2 separate regions of the Homo sapiens genome follow, and region 1 is linked to region 2. Evidence: chromatin contacts called from ENCODE Hi-C data. All regions are on one chromosome and are shown on one strand. The core of a region is the stretch at or near the end of the contact, and the rest is flanking DNA. Distances in the headings are between cores, read along the strand shown.

Region 1 (3,900 bases), core at 900-3,399, 760 kb before region 2:
TTCATTCTTGGATACTGCCCAGTACAGTGACCTTGAAACCAGGTCTCCAAACTCACTCTACTCTCATCCTTCCCTCCCTCGGTTGATGGCAGTTGCATCCTTCCACGTGTTCAAGCCAAAACCCTTGAAGTCACCCTTGAGTACCTTCTCTCTTACCTCGTATTTAATCCATCAGAAAATCCTATGGACTCTATTTCCAAAATCCATCTAGAATGCAACACTTTCCACCCCTCCACTGCAACTCCACCATCATCTCTAGCTTTCCATGAAGTACACATGAGTTTCCTAGGATTCAAAGAATTTAGTAACACTGTTACTTAAAACTACTTCCATCCCCAGCTTCCTGTTTTTGTGAATGAGTTTTCCCAGTGCTTGCATACATAAAAACCAAGAAGAAGAATGAAACTGCTATTTCCTAAAGGTGCATGAATTGACTTTTTAAAATAATTCATTTTTTAAAACACTTGCCAAAGTCACCCAGTGATGCATTTCTAATAGTAATTTACTTTAATGTTTAATATTTTTGTACAGAAATTTATAAAATATTTATTTTGTTTTGATGATCATATATATCTACTTATTGTCATAACCCAATCTAGAAGAAAAGTTGTAACAAAGACCCATGGTCACAAGAGATTTTAAAACACGAATATTTAAATGTAAGTACATATTTTTGATACATGTTCAGTATGAGGGTGATCCATAAGAGACTTTCAACCACAAACATACGTTACAACGTGAAGCTGCCATACTAACCCTGGGCAGCTCATATTTGGACAGTTAACATGAGTAAAAAAAAATCTATTTAAGATGCTGTTGTGTTTGAGTCTTTGTTATTATAGCTGAATCTGGATGACAAAGTCGTCTGGCCTGGAAAACAATATGTTACAGTAGAATAAATTTCTACAGAGGAAATAAAATGGGAATATGACTTAAACAACAAAAGGAAATAATATAACATTGTAACTATTAAAAAGCTTGTTCATATATTTTTTTAAGTGGTGAGCAACAAATTATTTTTCACAATGCCTGGTCTAATACACTGTATGCATTCCATAAAAACTCGCTGATTAACAGCCCCATTCCTTGAGAAAATTTGTTTAACTTACAGGACTGGAACTCAATTGTTCTGTATGGACTTGCAGACCAGACCATGCTGCATTTAGCAAAGTCAAATATCAACAATATGTGAGAATGGAAGACTATATATGTGCACATATGAATGGATGAATGAGTGAATGAGCTGGTTATTTTGGTGGTTTCCAAGTACTAGGAATCTTACAAACGAAAATAACATTTACTACGAATATTTCCACTTTTCATCCAAATATCTTGTGCCATGTAACTAAAACTTGAAGGTTAGACATGCATGAACACCGGAATGACCACCAGAGGGAGCCCACGTGTTTTTCTGAATATGCCAAACACCAAATTGAGAAAAAGGAAGAAAACACACACAAAATATAAAGCTGGGGGTGGGCGCATGGGGGTGGGGGTGGGGGGCGCATGGGAGTCAAGGGGTGTGAGGAGTGGCGGGAAGGGGAAAGGGAAGCATTACCTGTTTCAGTTATTTAAGAGACTATATTATTGAATGACAGAACCATTTACGCATCTATGTTACAAATCCTTTTACTAGGCAGCTGTACACTGCAATGCTTTGACACTTATAAAAGGAGAATTGGTTAAACGTAAGATTTAAAAAATCTCACATAACCTAAAACTAGCAGGTCCTGGGTGGGCTGCTGTGATAACATCCATGACTCTCCGATGTGCCCCAAACAAGCCAGCTGCCTTCTCCAGCTTATCTTTGTGTTCCTGCTCTCACTGTCTATTCCGGTTCATCTTTGTGGTTAACTTTGGAGGAAGGTTTGGGTGTGGCTTCCTCACTTTGTTTGGGATTGGGCTATCAAATTACAGCACCAGAGGAGCACTTGGTGTGACTTGGGAATTTCTGATTCTCCTGTCTGAGCCAAGTTTATAAGGACGGTAAGATGAATGACTTTCCATTTGTTGTCCTGAAGTCTTCCCAGAACTGAGAATTGAACCAAGTGCCAACAGGAAGCAAGAGCACCTCTCTAAGGCTTTCCAGGCCCAATCTCCACTTACACCAGAACCCACAGGCCTGCCTCAGAGAGCTCCCCGCAAGCTAGAAAAATATCCTGGGACTGAGGCTATAGAAACAGGATGTGATCTTATCTAGAATTACGCTCCATGTAAACTGAATAGAATGTTTTCTATTTGAGATCGTTGTCGAGTTTTGGAATCCCCTCCCACCTGTTCAGTCCCCCCGCCCCCCAGCGCCCCCCCCCCCCACCCCGGCCTGGCTTGATCTTACTAATCCTTTTATTGTGGTAAGTCAGATCACCATTATACCAGTGAGGAAACTGAAGCTCCTGGAAATGAGTGACTTGTTCAGTGTCACTGGCTATTAAGTGTCAGGGATGGGAACTGGCAAACATGCGCTTCTAGGGACATGGATTGTAACAATGAATGAGTATTGAACCCCGTCATACTAATGTCTTTGGAGACAGAAAGAAAATTATTGTCTTCCTTTTCCCTCAAACTACAATTGAGTGAAAAGCATGACAGAAGTGAATTCAATGACTTAGCCCTTGTTTTACCCAGAATTTTCATGGTATGTTTTCCCAAGTTTCTTTTATGTCTGGATGGGGTGATCATAAATCATGTATGCAAATAAATTAGCACAAACAAATTGAATCCCACAGGCTTAGGTACTGGGCTGAATGCTGCTAAATTTAACATGCTTATTAATGCCTTGAATATGGAATCAAATCAAAAACATTCTTATCAAATTTAACAATGATACCCAATTGAGTGGGGGTGGCTGGCAGTTAGGAGAGCTAGTTTGAAATTTAAAATGACCTTGACAAACAGAAAAGGAAAAAGAGGGCAAAATTCAATAGAAAGCTTTGCAAAGTAATTCATTCAAAAGAGGGGGGCAAACAAAGAGAACAACAGAAATGAGGGAGTATTGATTGGGTAATTATAACGGAAAAGGAGCTGGAGGTCAGAGTGAACAATAGCCTCCAAACTCAAGCTAGTTCTGTATTTTAAAAAAGAAGGCATGATTTTGAGAAGTAAAATAGGGGGAAACTCAAGCTAATTCCCCCTCCAGACTCAAAATAGATCAAGCTCTTTGAGGAGGGGTGAGGAAGGTGTCTTGTTGGGACACTGGAATGCCTATGGCTTGGAAGCCAGGTTTTTATAACTTTGAAAGGGATCCTTAGAAAGAAGAGTGCCCAAAATAATTCAGAAGAGAAAATTCGGGTACTCTTTTCCTGTGTTCATGCAATGCTATCAGCCTGGCATATTGTTTTCCTTCCCCCTGGGTAGCACCCACCCAGACATTGCCTCCTCTGTGGGGCTACTTTGAACCCTTTCCCTTCTTCTTAACAAGAACTTCACAGCCCCACTATGTGTCTCCACAAAGCAGATACTAGAGGCCAGCACTGGCTAAGTCCTTGGCATACATTATCTCATTAATACTCTTGAACACCTCCCTGGGCAAGATGCTACTATTATTCTCCTTCTGTAGATGAGGAAACAAATGAGTAAGGCAGTTAAGTAACTTGTTCATGTTCCCATGTTAGAAATTGGCAGAGCTGGGAGTTTAACTGAAACCCTAAGAGCTCCTAAATCCCTGTCCTGAGGCCACACTACCCTGATGACATGAGCACCCACAATACTTCACTGTTCTTATTTGTTCACGTGTGCTTCTGTCTAGGCTGCAGTGCCATATTTTCATAGTCCTATATGACGGCCTGAGATTGATCAATAAATGTTCATTAAATTGAAGATTTTCAAGCAAGCAGTGGTATATTCCAGGGGTGTTTCTGAGTCATTCTTTGGCTGAAGGGAAATAGAAAAGAAAACTAAATT
Region 2 (4,452 bases), core at 1,037-3,536:
GAGCCTAAGAGATTTACACTTTTTTTTTTTTTTTTTTTGAGACAGAGTCTCGCTCTGTCACCCAGGCGGGAGTGCAGTGGTGCGATCTCGGCTCACTGCAACCTCCACCACCAGGTTCAAGTGATTCTCCTGCCTCAGCCTCCTGAGTAGCTGGGATTACAGGCACCTGTCACCACGCCCGGCTAATTTTTGTATTTTTAGTACAGACAGGGTTTCACCATGTTGGCCAAGCTGGTCTCAAACTCCTGACCTCAGGTGATCCACCTGCCTCGGCCTCCCAAAGTGTGGGGATTACAGGCGTCAGCCATCATGCCCGGCCGAGATTTACACATTTTAAAAGGTAGGGCAAAGAAGCCGGGCATAATGGCTCATGCCTGTAATCCCAACACTTTGGGAAGCTGAGACGGGTAGATCACTTGAGGTCAGGAATTCAAGACCAGCCTGGCGACCATGGCAAAACCCCGTCTCTAATAAAAATACAAAAATTAGCTAGTCGCAGTGGCACACACCTGTAGCCCCAGCAACTCAGGAGGCTGAGGCAGGAGAATCGCTTGAACCTGGGAGGCAGAGGTTGCAGTGAGCCGAGATCACGTCACTGCACTCCAGCCCAGGCGACAGAGCGAGACTCCGTCTCAAAAAAAAAAAAAAAGAAAAAAAAAAATCAGGTAGGGTAGAGGCCAGCATTAGAAGATGAAAACTGTAAGGAACTAAGGAACTAGAATTTTGACTTGCTTCTTTTACGTGCAAAAAGTATGAATTCTTTCAGAAATGGGGTCCTGGCATATTATAACCAGAGATTAACTGGTCATGTGCAAGAAGGATAAAAATCATTTGCAATCCAATAATCCAATAGAAATAGGAAAACGATGTGAACCATCTGCTCATAGAATTCAAGTAGCTCTTTTTTCATGTGGAAAAGAATAAATTGTACTCACAATTTAAAAGATGAAAACTAGAATGAAATTCTACTTTTAAAGCCTATTTGCTCACCTTGGCAAATATTTTAAAAGTGCGATAAACCTAGTGTGAACAACGAGGGAAATGGGGAGCAGTCACTGATGAGCGTATCAATAGGTACCACCTTTGGTGGTCAATTGGCAAAATCTATAAAATTTTAAATGCAAATATTTTTCAAGGAGACAATTCCACTTCTAGGAATGTATTCTATAGACATGGTTGCACACGTACTCAAAGATATACACACAGATGTTCACTGCAGAATTGTTTGTCATAGCAAAAGACTGGAAACAACCGCCATATCCTTCCATCGTGGCCGATAGAATAATTACGGGGTGCTGGTATAACATACAGAACACCAGGCAGCCATCTAAAAGAATGCCGTACACCCACACATGCTGATGTGAGGTCATCTCCAAGATACATGATAAAGGGGGAGCTGAGGCGGCAGGGCAGATGACCCAGTTTGGGGATGGGGACGCATTTGAAAGGAGATAGCCATATACTTGTGTTCTGGAAGGAATCAAAAGAAAATATTAGCAGTGGCTGCCTGCTCTGAAAGGGGAAGAGGCTTCTGTACTGTTTGAATTTTCTACCATGTGCACTTACTATTTTTTCCATTTTTAGTTAACTAAAAAAAAAAAAGAAAGAAATAGCCATTTAAAGCAAGGTAGAGGGGAGGGAGATTCATGGTACTCTGAGCTCTGCTGTCACAAGGAAAGAGAGTCCACATCCCACCCAAGCACTGAGCAACAATGGAAAGTCAAACGCTGGAGGAGGAAGCAAGGCCAAAAAAATATTTTTTTAATAAAATAAAAAAATTTATGTAGATATAAAGAAAATGATAGCAACGCAACGATAAAGGCATTGGAGTAGCACTTTCCACCAGCATATTGCTAGTCAGAATGAGTGCAGCCCGGCGCGAGGACCACCCGTTTCCGTGACCACGACTGGACCCCTCCCCAGCCCACTATCCTTGGGGTCCGCTCGTTCGTGCCGTCCGAGCCGTCTGTGGGGGCGACCCAGGCCCGGGCGCCTAACTCCCGGCAGCGGGGCGGCAGTTCGCGCTTCCCCAAGGGTGGTGCAGGTCAGCCCCGCAGGCGGGCAAGATCCTAGCCCCGGGACGTGCTGTCGTGTGTGCAAACTTCGCTGCGGTCTGAAAGAGCTGTCGGTCGGTCGGGGCCCCGGAGGCCCCCGGCACGGCTGCAGTTGCGCCCGGGGCTGAACGCGGCGTTGGCTGCAGCGCGCTCCCAAGCCGCCCCGCCCCGGCCCACATTCCTAAGGCCACAGTGCGACCCAGCGGGCCGCGGGGAAACTGCGCCGGACCACGGCCCGCCACCGCCCGAGCCCTCACCTGCAGCCTTCCAGGAAATGTGGCCGCGGGAGCAGCTTCCCTCCTCCTTCCTAAATGGAGAGGGCTGATCTGTTTGCCAAGACAATGTCTAAACCTGACCCTTCCCTCACGCTGTAGAAGAAAATCGAAGTGCTGGAAAGTTCCGGTGGAGGGACTTGGAGGGATAAAATTCAGAATTCCAGACATCTTGTAATTTATGAAGTCAAGGAAGGTCCGTTTCTACCTGAAGAATGACTCTAATGATTTAATAAAATCTATAGACACTAGGCTTATAAGCAGGCTCGACCAAAATGCCACCTGCTTTGTGACGTTGGCCTCTGGCTAAGTGGAAATGTCCCCTGGCTCGCTGGCTTTCGCGGCCATTGTAACAGTCTCTCAGCTCTTACCACGTTCCCTGTGAATTGAATCTGCATGTCATTCCCTTTAGCAGAACCTACAAGCTCCATGAAGCAGAGATCCTATCTTCCTCATCTGTCTTAGGAATAGGCACCAAGACAGAAAGAAACCCTGCAGCAGTTAAGAACAGGAAAGAAAAAAGCAGCAAAGTCACAACAGCAACACTCACTCGCCAATTTTATTTGTCACTTAACAAGTTTATTGGGCTGGGCGCGGTGACTCACATCTAAAATCCCAGCACTTTGGGAGGCTGAGGCCGGTGGATCACCTGAAATCAGGCGTTCGAGAGCAGCCTGGCCAACATAGTGAAACCCTGTCTCTACTAAAAATACAAAAATTAGCCGGGTGTGGTGGTGCGCGCCTGTAATTCCAGCTACTCGCGAGGCTGAGGCACAGGAATCATTTGAACCCGGGAGGCGGAGGTTGCAGTGAGTCAAGATGGCACCACTGCACTCCAGCCTGGGTGACAAAGTAAGAATCTGTCTTAAAAAAAAAAAAAAGTTTATTGAACACCAAATAACCATATATTATGGTGAACCTTGATCCAGTAGACCAGCATTTTTCAATGGATGCCCTCTGCACTTCAGTTTCAGGCCATATTAATACCATATAACTTGAACATCAGGGCACCCTGAACATATGGTGAGCCCACGTGTTGCAAGAGAAAAGTTCCTCAAAAAAAAAAGTTGCGGTTTTAGGAATTCTTTTAGCCAACTTGAAAACATAAATGTTTAGGATATATATGAGTTAAATGTCAGTGTATAGGATTGGATTTATTCATTTGGTTACACATAAAAGCTTAAATCACACATGTGAAATAACACATTGATTTTGAAATAATGCTTTTTTTCTACTCTGACATGTTATGAAGCAATTTTATTTAAACTCTTACCTGAGTTTTTCAATATCTTAGTCAGAAGAAGAGACGTATCTTAGGGCATCTAACACAGTCATTTTTATTTACAAACAATATTTTTTGAACCCATGTGTGAGCTACCACCGGACATTTAATACTAAGCCATAATTTGATAAATTCAGAGTTTTAAAAAATGTATCCTATAGGTATAGATTTGTGATCTCTTCAACATATTCACTAACTGTATTGCTTTTTTGTCATTGCTGATTTACACCAGCACCCAGTCAATAGTCACATGGGGAGGTCAGGCCCTGCATCAATCAGTAAGGGTCTAGCTACAGAGAATAAGGGTCTAGCTCCTGGCTAGTTTGAGCAAGAGATTTGTAACAGGGTGTCATATAACTTCCAGAATCACCGAACTGGAGGTAGTAGGGGAGAGTTTGGCAAGAAACAGACTCTAGACTGAGCTTCTAGTAATAATTCCAAAGTCACATCAGATAATTGGCCAGAGAACAAAAAGCCCCAAGCCAAATCTGGCTCTGCTGCTATGGCGGCCCCGTGTGAAATGATGCCACCTCTGCTACAATCAAGAAGCTGCCGGCCAAGCTTGCTGCTGCTGCATATCATATCTGCTACCAATCACAAACAAAAATGAATGCCACCTTCCAAAGCCAAGATTTATATAAGCAAGTGCATCTGAATGTCAGAACCTAAAGTACATCCAAAATTCTTACTGCAAGAAGGTCTAGAAAAGATTGTTTTTAGCTTTCCGGATTCTTCAGTATAAGAAGACAGATTCTTTTTTATGTATATAAAAAAGTAGACACTGGATCTCACTATGTTGTCCAGGATGGTCTCAAACTCCTGGCCTCAAGCAATCCTCCCACCT

What was found. A loop is a pair of places that touch in the nucleus more often than their neighbours do. Pooled maps may share reads with other maps.
Region 1: a loop to region 2 is called in a map of CD4-positive, alpha-beta memory T cell, with 33 times the contacts of the local background. The contact joins two enhancer-like sites. A Hi-C loop is called at or near these places in 3 of 168 maps with a recorded cell type or tissue (CD4-positive, alpha-beta T cell, CD4-positive, alpha-beta memory T cell and natural killer cell) and 9 of 50 pooled maps.

The regions. Positions count from the first base shown.
Region 1 is chr2:172,929,585-172,933,484 of GRCh38, reverse strand. All of the region lies in intron 6 of RAPGEF4 (Rap guanine nucleotide exchange factor 4), which reads right to left. Among named protein-coding and RNA genes, the nearest start is that of MAP3K20, 140 kb to the left of the region's middle. Within about 2 kb of position 2,149, at least 13 of the 41 ENCODE cell types and tissues checked have a DNase peak (open chromatin) inside an H3K27ac peak, as active enhancers do.
Region 2 is chr2:172,170,430-172,174,881 of GRCh38, reverse strand. No RefSeq gene overlaps it. Among named protein-coding and RNA genes, the nearest start is that of DLX2-DT, 70 kb to the right of the region's middle. Within about 2 kb of position 2,286, at least 4 of the 41 ENCODE cell types and tissues checked have a DNase peak (open chromatin) inside an H3K27ac peak, as active enhancers do.